Linked DNA regions of Mus musculus: region 2 is linked to region 1. Evidence: chromatin loops called from intact Hi-C (ENCODE). Cell type or tissue: heart. All regions are shown on one strand. Each heading gives the region's core, and the rest is flanking DNA. Links, peaks and the distances in the headings are about the cores only. Region 1 holds the start of Itgb8 (integrin beta 8). Region 2 has its middle 110 kb from the start of Abcb5.

The links. Peaks named below come from ENCODE experiments on the same cell type or tissue, not always from the same donor. Only the 100,000 strongest peaks of a DNase experiment are listed, where the experiment ranks them.
Region 2: it touches region 1 in a loop (1.9-fold over the local background); 1 of 42 quality-filtered maps calls a loop at or near these places.

Annotation. Positions count from the first base shown.
Region 1 is chr12:119,236,581-119,241,960 of GRCm38, forward strand. It overlaps Itgb8 (integrin beta 8), which reads right to left and starts at 1,696. Exons shown (of 14, transcript NM_177290.3): 1 at 1,092-1,696. The coding sequence starts at 1,218. In heart, for the core only: no CTCF peak of the experiment used is centred there; DNase peaks (open chromatin) are centred at 1,391, 1,851 and 2,251; H3K4me3 peaks cover 2,676 bases; H3K27ac peaks cover 2,402 bases.
Region 2 is chr12:119,071,752-119,077,131 of GRCm38, forward strand. No RefSeq gene overlaps it. Among named protein-coding and RNA genes, the nearest start is that of Abcb5, 110 kb to the left of the region's middle. In heart, for the core only: no CTCF peak of the experiment used is centred there; no DNase peak of the experiment used is centred there; H3K27ac peaks cover 1,687 bases.

The DNA.
Region 1 (5,380 bases), core at 316-5,315:
CAACTATATATGCAATAATTAGAAGAAATTGCCTGGGCTTCTCTATTATAAACTTTTACATATAAGTATTTACTTTAGTTAACTTCAGGAAGAAAGCCAGCACACCAATTTAAAGTAAAGGACTAAATTTCAGTTTTACAACAGAAGTGAGGCTATTAATTAAAACTCCTTTAAGGTTGAGAGACTACAGTAAGTCTCTAATAAAATTTAAGGGATTAGTAACCCGAAGGGAAAAGTAAGTAAGTAAGTAAATAAATAAATAAATAAATAAGGCAATGGTAACTCCATCTGCAAAAAAAAAAAAAAAAAACATTTGGCCTCTATGGTAAATTTAATCCTTAGATTGTTATTATTACTTATTCTGTTTCATGAGTCACCAAGAATACAATGCTAACATGTTAAAGTGCCAAGCCCCCTCTCATGCACTGTCTGACTAGAAATGACTTGGGAAAGGTAGGCATCTATATCTGTTTTACAGATGAAGACAATAAAAGTTTATAGAGAGGTGACCTCTTGGTAACAGAGACCAAACTTAGGGGACAGATCATTTAGCCACAATAATTTAACAATCCCACCCCTCCGCAGGGCAGTGGCTTAAACCATGAATGGATATTCCTCAAGGGCATTAATTCATTCAAGCTGAATGTTATGGCAGAAGAAACTTGTTCTTTCTTAGACCAATAAATGAAAGACTCTTTCCTTTTATAAACCATCTTAGCCACAGGCTCTTAGTGGATGATGCTCCACCCCTAAGGTGAAAAGTTGGGGAATACAGACTATATAGTGATATCCTCAGGAAATACTGGAACCCCCAAACTGCATTCTGTAAGTACAACAGACTCTTTCCCAAACTTCAACTCAAATAAACTTTTCCCAGCACTGTGGACTATTGCTGTCACTTAGGGGTGAAAATGCCTGATACCTGGCTTCTTTATGGAGAACTTTGTTACACACCTGCCCTCCTGAAGTCTCAGCAGGACTGACCAGGACTGACATCTTCCACTTACCTGTCAGGGATGCCCAGGCCATAAGCTCTCAATACCAGCCCAAGACTTTGGGAGAAGGGAAGAAAACAAAGTAAAATAACTTACCACTTTGGCCCAGTCCGAGAACAAGTGAAAATACCCAGGCTGCCCCAAGAACCAAGGCTGGACCTCGCTGGCAGTTGTGCAGAGAGAGCAGTGCAGCAGTCAGAAAAGCCAGGGCCGAGCCGCACATAATGCAAAGCAGCCCGCCCGGTGCCTACTGCCTAGTTGCTTTCCTGATGCGCTCTCCCGACTTGAGAGCGCACCTTGAGGCCCGTGGGCTGCGAGTCCCTAGGACCTTTTCGACAGGCCGGGTTGGCCGACCCAGTTGCTCTCAGTAGGCGATACAGGTATTCGGTCCAGGGCAGCTCTCTGCATCTCAGGGCCCTTAAGGCCCTCCCAGCTCCGCACGGCGGGGCTTGCAGTCTCAACAAAAAGCACCTCCTTGGACAGCCGATGGCCCGCGGGGGCGAAGCAAGTACGGGCTCCACAGTCCGCTCCCAGACAAAGAAAAGAGCTTTTGTTTCTCCCCAGCCGATGGGGCTCTGCTGCATAAATCAGCTTAGCGAAGAGCCAAACACAATCAAACCCAAACAAAGCCTGAGGCTGGGGGGAAAACCACCCTAATGTAATTCACAGGGTGATGCTGCTTTAGTGGGAGGGGACGGCTAGAAGGCCAAGGGGGTGGGGGAGTTGCTGGCGCATCAGTCGGTGCTAGCTTCTTCCACAGGTGGGCAGGGAGGCCAACTCCACTTAGTCGCAGCTAGCAGAGGTTCAGGCGGCAGCGTTCCGATTGGCGGGAGAGGAGACACGGGTGCCAGCAGCTTGGGGAAGCAGCTCCGCGAGCTCCCTAGAAGCTCCTGTCTGCACTCGCGGGCAACCAACAAGGCATCCCAGTTGCTTACTGGGCTAGAAGGGGATGTTCCATGCACCTCGCTGGGAGGGAGCTGCGTACCCTTGTCCTTTCTCGGACTCTGTCGGCTCAGGCGTCTGGCCACCCAGAACCCTGGCAGCTGATGCGTTCTGGGATGAGAGGGAAGAGAGGCAGGCGATGGGCAGGGATGGGGTGATCTAGTTCTGTGGTCCCCCGTGGGGGCTCCCAGCTTTCGGGTGGCTGGGCGTGCTCCGAGCTGAGAGTTGCTAGGAAACCTCCCCACGCTACAGTGCTCCTTGCTTGGGTCGCCAGCAAGCGCAGTGGCGGCCCAGGACAGCAGCAGCAGCAGAAGCAGCAAACAGCTCCAGCTCGGAGTAGCGTGGGCGGGACATTGGTGAGGCATGAAGTCACCGCGGCCCACACTCGCTCTTTGTTTTGCTCACTCCAGCTCTTTTTTCTCCCCCCTCGAATCTAATAGTTGCCATTCCCATCGTTCTCAAGAATTCCTGGTGCGTAGTGGCGCAACAGGAATCGCATGCTGAGTTCTCTTTTCTCTCACCCCCTCGCCCCCCAATTCTGAGTTCCAACGCTTCCATAACGGTATAGGTGGAAAACTTCTCGCAGCTCGAGTGGCAGCATGAACCCCAACATTTCATCCTCTTGCCGCGTGCTCCTTTGTTCAGGAATCCTTACTGGCCCGCAGCTGCTGAATACAAAGTAGATTTCGGGGGCCTCTCCCCTCCCCCAACACTGCTCTCAGAGTATTCACTGCCCGCTTTCCTTGCAGCCTTAAGACCTTGCCCTGTGTCTGATCCCAAATCTGTCTGAGGTCTTCCCAGACTTTGGAGATTTAGACAAGATGTATTCTACTGTCAGATATATTTCGTTGTTCCTTTTGTAGACCCTCAGCCCTGAAAGGGGCAGCCTAGCTTTTTCCCAGGGTCTGTTTGTGGTTCTTTGGCCTTTTGTTGGTTACAATGGATCTTTTGACCTTAAACGCCACCTTCTCAGTAAAAGGAAACAAGAAGTTGCAGATGGCAGCAGAAGAGTGAATGAATACAAGCTTGCAATTCAGTTTTGCAGTTTTGGGTGAGGCTAAAGCGTTGCTAAACTGGACAGCCAAGGAAGTAGTAGCATTGCCTCTCCAGGTCTTGTCAGCGCCCTCGACACCTTAAGGAGAAGGAAGAAACACAGTTCTCTAGGTTTGGGAAAGAGCTCCTTTTCTAATTTGATACTGGAGACCTTGGCTCCTAGTTTCCCCTAGAGCCCAATAATTTTCATTGTATTGAAGTTCAGTTCGACTTTTTTTTACTAGTGGCTTACACAACACCACTTTTTTCAGGCATCAGACCCAGTCCAGCCAGGTCAAGGTGAACTATAGGGGATTTTTTTCTCCTTAATTGTTTCCGGCTTCTTATTTGGAGTAAAGAAAACAAGTAGGAGGTCCCACCAACCCTCCTCTTTAAAAAACTTCTTTCTGTTTTCTAATTGTTGACAGTGAATGGAAAGTACCTGGTTAATAAACCACAACATCAAAAACTCCCCTTTCTTCAGGTGTGGACTGTACATTGGACTAACAGTAAAGCCAGGAACCTAGTTAGTAAAGTGCCCTAGATCTGTTAAGGAGGATCATTTGTGAAGCTAAGGGGGCAATCCATACTTCAACGACTGATGTCAGTCAACACAACTCCAAGCCACTGTACTTCATTTTCAAATTTTCATTCTTTGGTTTTTCAAATTTCTTCCTGGATATCTTCATTGAGATGTAGCTACTGTAAAGTAGCTGAGATAGGTTGGAACAAAAACATAGCATAGTGAAGATATGGTTAGAGCCACTTCAGCTGGGAAGTGTGTTTATTTTCTTGAAATTATGTGACAAACCTAGGCAATGCAGCAACCCTTGAGGCATTGCAAAGCTCTGACAAAGATAACAAGTTAATCTCAATAGCATCCAGTCTGCCTTGTGAAATTACTGATACATTAATGTTTCAGTCAACCTGCTTTTACATCAGAAATGACAGTTACAATACTAAATGAGACAGAAGCTTATACAATAAGAATGGATGAAATTTTGTGAAACTGCTAAAGTATATAATTTTATATTGTTAGGTGTTCATATACTTTACATCTGAACTCAAACCTACTGTGTGAAAAGATAAAACAATGAAATAAATTTGTTTCGGAAAGGTTGAAAGTCATTCAAAAGACAGCCATTTCTGGCCACGAAATACATGCCAGAGTTTGGGGGTAGACTGCAGTTGGTAAATGTCACACAAGCATGAGGTCTTGAATTTGGATCCCCACAACCTACATAAAAAGCTTGGCATGGGACCCCCTTCCCCGAGCTCCAGAGGACCAGACGGATTTCCAAAGCTCATTGACCAGACAGCTGAATCCATTAGTTCCAGGTTGAATGAAAGAGCTTGTCTTAAAAAACCAAAAAAACAAAAGCAAAAGATGGATTGAAATTGAGAAAAGCATCCAATAAGAGAAATCGAGAAAAGTGTTCAGAGTCAACCTCTACCCACTGTCCACAGGCATGCACTCACATATGCATATATATGCCATGATACATGTTTATTGGCACACTGACAAGTTGCCTCAGTTTTGTTTCCTGTTGCTGTCATATAAATACTTTCACGAGATCAACCTAAGAAAAGGTTTGCTAGTCTCTCAATTGAAGGTGACAGTCCATTATTTCAAGGAAAAATCAAGTTGACAGAAACTTCAAAGAGCAAATCACTCAGGGCAAGCAATACCCAGGGTCCCCTCTCCTTTCATTCACTCCAGGCCAGAACATGAAAAGGTGCTGCCTACATCCAGGGGGAGCCTTTCCACATCAATGAACCCAATTAAGAAAATCCCTCTCAGACAAAGCCAATGAAGAGAATCCCTCATTCTGACTCCTTTCTCAAGTGAATCTAGATAGTGTCAAGCTGACAAAATGAACAACCACCACACAAGTACATACACAACACAGGTACCACTATGCATTCATCCAAAACTCCCCAATGCCAATTCTTAAAGGTTATTGAACAATCACAGCATTATTTGCCACTAATTTTCTGTTGGAAAGAGAGTATAATTCTGGTTATCAAAATAAAAATAAAATAATGTGCTAGACAATAGACTGTGAGCCTATAGATATGAGGAAGACATCTGAACATTTTTGGTTATGAAAATATAATTACTCCTGAAATTCTGCAGTTCATCCTTGAGTTTTCTTATAATAAATGTAACAAATAACCTAGGGACAAAAGGTGTACTTGTATTGAGTAAATGTCACTGGCTACATAACTTATAATTTCTCTTGTAAAAAAAAGGGGGGGCATGATACTATAAAGAAATACAGTATTATCTCCATTGTTACCTGAAGTTTAACAAAGAAAAATGTTCAAGATGATGACTAATTCCTGTTTTCTATCATGTTTCTCGCTTTGACATTTCTGATAGCTAATTTTTCATCATTTTCAGTAATGAG
Region 2 (5,380 bases), core at 246-5,245, 160 kb before region 1:
GCTGCTGTCAGAATGTCATATAAGCAGCACTCCTCCATAGCTTCTGCTTCAGTTCCTGCCTTTAGATTCCTGACTTGAGTTCCTACATTGGCTTCTCCTGATGGCTTGTGACCCCAGAGATACGTCAGCCAAATAAACTTCCTCATCCTCAAGTTGCTTTTGGTCAAGGCATTTTGTCATAGAAATTGAAATCCTAATTAAGATAGCGATTTACCTTAGAGTATAGCACTTAACAATGCAGCCACAAAGACTTTGTAAGTAAATTATCCTTAGCTTGAAATATTTTCTCAGTTGTATACACTCCAGACGTTCATCCCAAACAGAATAGGTGTCTTCATTATTAATGAATACATGGTGGAGTCATGAAAAGCAAGACACCTATCTCTGTCCTTACCTTCTCTAGCTTTCCTTTTCCCTTCTTTGTAGAGACTGAACATTCCAGAACCTATCACTGAGAAGGACTGCAATTAGGATTGTATCTAAGCTGGGACTTGTAGTTCTACTTGGGAGGTTAGGGTAGGCAGATCACAAGTTCAAAACTTGTTTGGGTTACAGAATGAGTTAGAGGCCAGCCCAGACAATTTAGTAAGATCCTACTTCAAAATAGAAAGTAAAACTGGGCTGGGCATGCACTTCAGTTATCAAGTGATTGCCTAACATGTATGAGGATTTAAATTCTACCCCATACTCAAGACTGAAATAAATAGACATCAATTAAAAACAAAACAAAACAAAACAAAACAAAACGCCTATAACTGGCTTGGCAGAAAATAGATATGATCTAAAGAGACACTATGTCTCTAATCTGACTATTGTACTAGTGAAGCAATGGATCCCCCCCCCCCCCCCCCCCCGCAAAGAAATGAGAATTTCCCCAGGAATCTCATGCTGGGAGAAAGAAAAGACTCAAGCCAGAGGAGAAACTTGTTTTTTAGTATTTTACACAGGTCTAACAGCTTGTCAGATCACCTTGCAGGATGAGAGTGAAGCCCAACCATAGTGGTTGGGACCACACCTTAATGGGACTGCCTACATATCCATATACTTGGCCCTCTATTTAAACTTCAATCTCACATCAGGATCTCATTGTTCCTCTTCTTGATGTGACTGTATTGAATAAATCTCTTTTCTGCTTTCTACATCTAATTTGGTTCTTTTAATTTGTTTATTGAAGATGGGTAGGTGGACCCAGTTTGGGACATAAGTTGTGAGCCTCTAAGTTTGATAACAAAATGAGCAAATATCCTTTTGAATATAGGTTTCAGTTCAACTGTTTCCTATTCTGGTTATGTTATCTATCAGAGCATTTACCTTAAATATTATACTTTGTACCTGTAATCAATACCATGGCAGTGGGGATATGTAGATAATTAGTCTGTGAGTTCCTTCTTTAAACTGGCATGCCTTGAGATTCTGTAATATAATTACAACAAAATAATGGTTTGTGAATTGAAATGATGTCATTTCAATTATAAGATTGGTTAAGATGGTATGACTAGCCAAGACAATTGTGTAGAGGAATACAGAGAAGGTACTGGTATCTACTATCAGATGGTGTATCCATGGAGCAGAACTCTAGGGAGCACATTAATAGGCTTTTTCTCTCTCAGTGACACAAATATAGGCCAGATCAGAGCAGATTAAAAGCAGATAAATGCAGGTTTATTAGGTGCTCCTCCATGGATCAGGGCCAGGAAAGTTGAATGTCCTGGGGAAGGCAAGGGGATTTTATAGAACTTAGGTGAGGGGGGATTATGTGTCAGCTAGAGGCTGGAGTTGTGCCTAAATATGGTCAAAACTGAGCCCCTAGGCAGACACTCTTAGGTGGAAACACTCTTGCTGTAAATGCAAAGGTGAGAGGTGATGACATGACAGCCAGGAATTTGCTCTGTGCAGGTTGAGATTGAGAGAAAACAGCATTTCCCAGCTAATTCTGGGGCCGAGCAGGGGTTCTAGCCAAACATGGATGAAGACCCTGTAAGTCCTCTTGATCCAAAAGGTCGAGTCAATATCAGACTATAGGAAAGTATTCCGTGTCTGCTTTGCAGTAGATAACAAGAAGTTGCTGTTTGTATATTAGTCAAAGGAAAGAGTCTACTGCTCCAGAAAGGCCCCACACTTCTGAATAAATTCATAGTGTTTGTTATGGTTGACCTGAGGTTTGCCACAGGAAGCAAGACACAAGGCCAAATACTGTAGCCTGCCTTCTACCTCACACTGTTGGAAGCTTCCAGTACCCACTAAATTGACATTTGTCAAACAGCAGAAAGACAGCTCAGTACCTTGGTTTTGTATTTGTGTGAATACTTGTTTGCTTCCCTATCCTGTAACAGTTTTCTCTGAGAGTGAAAGAAACATTTCATCCTTCAGGGAAGCTCCTTAAACAGGAGTTTAAACAGGAAGGTAAACCACTCAACATAGCACCAGGAAGTCCCTGAAACTGATTAGCATCACTAGACCTCTCCCTGATGGAGAAAATAAAAAGCTAAGAGTCTCTCTCAGTGAAGTGCAACTGAGCTGCCAAGATTCTCAAACAAGCCTAGTTTTAAAAATGACTTTGAGAGCAAACCAACTGCCTAGAAGGAGCAAAAGCCAGCAGATCTGCTAGCAGAGGTTTGGACCAGAGTTACTTGGAAAGGGCACTATCTAAGCTGTGGAACTGTCTGCAGGCTGTGCAGCATGCTGTAAGGTTCCCAACTGGGAATAGCTTTGATGATGCCATTGTCTCAATCATTTCTGCTAATGTAAAAGTAACTCCTCACCCATATTCCTATAAGTAACCCCAATAAAACTCATTGGTTCACCAAGCTGGACTTTGGTGATATTCATACTTTGGTCTGTTGTAGATGTATGTGTTGTATCTTTTCAGAAAAAGTTTTGTCACACAAAAATTTCTACTTATCATGAACTTTGAGAGCTGGAAGACAATTTGCAGTTGGCATATGTCAGTCCTGCTATGGCACAGCATGTAATGAACTTGCAAAAACCTCATAGCTGATCTGACTTATATTTTTCTAATCAGAAAGAAATTGGACAAAATGGTTCAAGACAAACAAACAAACAAACAAACAAACAACAATAAACCAAAACCAAAAAGTAGCAAACTAGCATTCCTCCTGTCCTCAGTCTCAGCTCTTCATTCTTTCCATTGATCTACAGGCACTAACTAGATCAGCCCAGGCTCCCATTGTCATACATTAAGTTTGTGTTTTGTAAAACAGAAAGCCCATAAGTAGCTCACTGTTCCTTGGGGACTAAATATGGCTTATATTATAACCAGCATAGCTGCTCTATGCACTTCATCCATAAGCCATGATATTATTAATTTTTGTGCGTAGGCACTCTCTTCAACTGCCACATATTTTTTTTCTCAAATCTCACTGTGCTTTGTAACAACTATGTAAAGTAAACCTTTGTTCTGAAAAAAACCACCCATTGAGTAGGAGTGTGAATTCAAATGCTGAGGGCACCATGGCATCCTACAATTATTCAGTTCAGTAAGCTCTGTGTGACATCACACTTTTGTTAAGTATATTAGAGAAAAGAGGGAAAAGGCCACACTTGCCTCTAAGTACTGAATGGGCCTTTGTTTCCTTCTGTCTAAGCGCCCTCTCCCCCAACCAAGCATTTCTTAGCATGTGGAACTTAGGTTACATAAAAGTAAGTCTGTTTGCCCTTAGGTTACATAAAAGTGAGTCCCAAGTTTGCCCTTTCTAAAATGCTTCTTTCTCACAGATTTTCCTCTGCTTCACTTACTTTTTCTAGAATGCACCCCTGTCTATAATATCCTTCCTATTTTTTCAAAATTTATGACATTCTCACTTGAAAATGCATCACTCTTTCTCAGTCCCCAAAGTCCCATCTCCTTTCAGAACAAATGCCAAAGTCTGAAGTTCATTTAAACATCTAAATCAGGCAGGGGTGAGATTTGAGGTATATTTTATCTTGACACAGGAGAGATTCTGTGGTTCTGAATGTGTGTAACCAGAGAAGTTATGTGTTTCCAGAATACAGTGGAAGGACAAGCATAAGAGACAAAAAGAAGAGAGAAGAATTGGTCATGAGCCAATCTAAAATTTGCAGTAGATCCTATGGTTATAGAATAATTCTCGTTGGGTAGATGCCTGCTTTATGGACTGACTGATGCAACAGATGTGGGTCTATGATCCACTGGGTGAGAAAGGAGTCCCCACTAGATAGGACAGGCCTATAACAGATCAAGAGCTAACTGGATCACCTGCCTGTCTGAGCAGAGAAGCAGAACACAAAGCAGGTGCACTCCTTGCTGACTTGGCCTTCAATGTGATAAAAAATGACCAGCCCTAATAAAGACAACCTTGATCTCCATACAGTTCTTGCCAAAAGACTAGTGGGCAGGGCAGCATAGTAGTAGTCCTCCTGGAAGCTCCTCCATTCTCTAAAAGTGAGTTCTTTCTTACTTCCCTTAAATAGTCTGTTACTCTGCTTTCCTCCTTGTCTGTTTCCCTTTTCTTCTTGGGTATGAGATACTGAATTCATAAGCTATTGGCTTGGAGTAGCACCTTAGCTCCCAGAGTTAAACTCATTAAGAGCTGAAAAAGGCTCCACAGTTATCAAAGAACCCTCATCACAGGGAAGAAACTCTACCCTCTACCTCTCCTAGATAGCAGGAGGCAGTTCTTGGAAGCACAAACTCTGTGGATCTTTAGGCTTTGTGCATCTCAAAGATCTGTATTGAGGCTGTTTGGTTTGTTGAAGCCAACTTGATGGCCTCTATAATCTCTGAATCAATTGAGATTCAAGATTAATTTCTACTGTTTTTTTTTTTCTTTTTTGAAAAAGGTATACTTTCAGCCAAATGATTCCAATTGTAGCAGTTTGTTAATCAAAGCAATTGGACCGTTTTTCTTCATTTTATGCTTTTTTCCTTCTTTAGTTAAACTTGGTAGTATAACCTCATGACAATTCTTGGTTTCCATGACTGTTAAAATCCACTGGTCTTCTTCTTGGTGCCTTTGTGAAATGTTTATCTTCATTCTAAATGTTCCCTTCTAAATAAACTTTCTCACATAAACCTTTCATCTGTACCTAGCAAATGACTTTCACAGTAAAAATACAGAATATGTGTATCCATGCTTAAAATGGAATCAAGCATTTTTACCTCATTGTATCCTCAGACCACAGTATTTCAGGGTCTAAGAAAGTTACAAGACTGAAGAGTAAAGTGACCCTTTGCTCTGGCTTTTTCCTAGATGGCAATAAGTTCACTTGACTTGTTGTGGAGTGGTTCTCTACTTTTCTGATCTTGTGACCCTTTAGTGCAGTTCCTTATGTTGTGGTGACCCCAACAATAAAATTATATCATTGCTACTTCATAACTATAATTCTCCTACAGTTATGA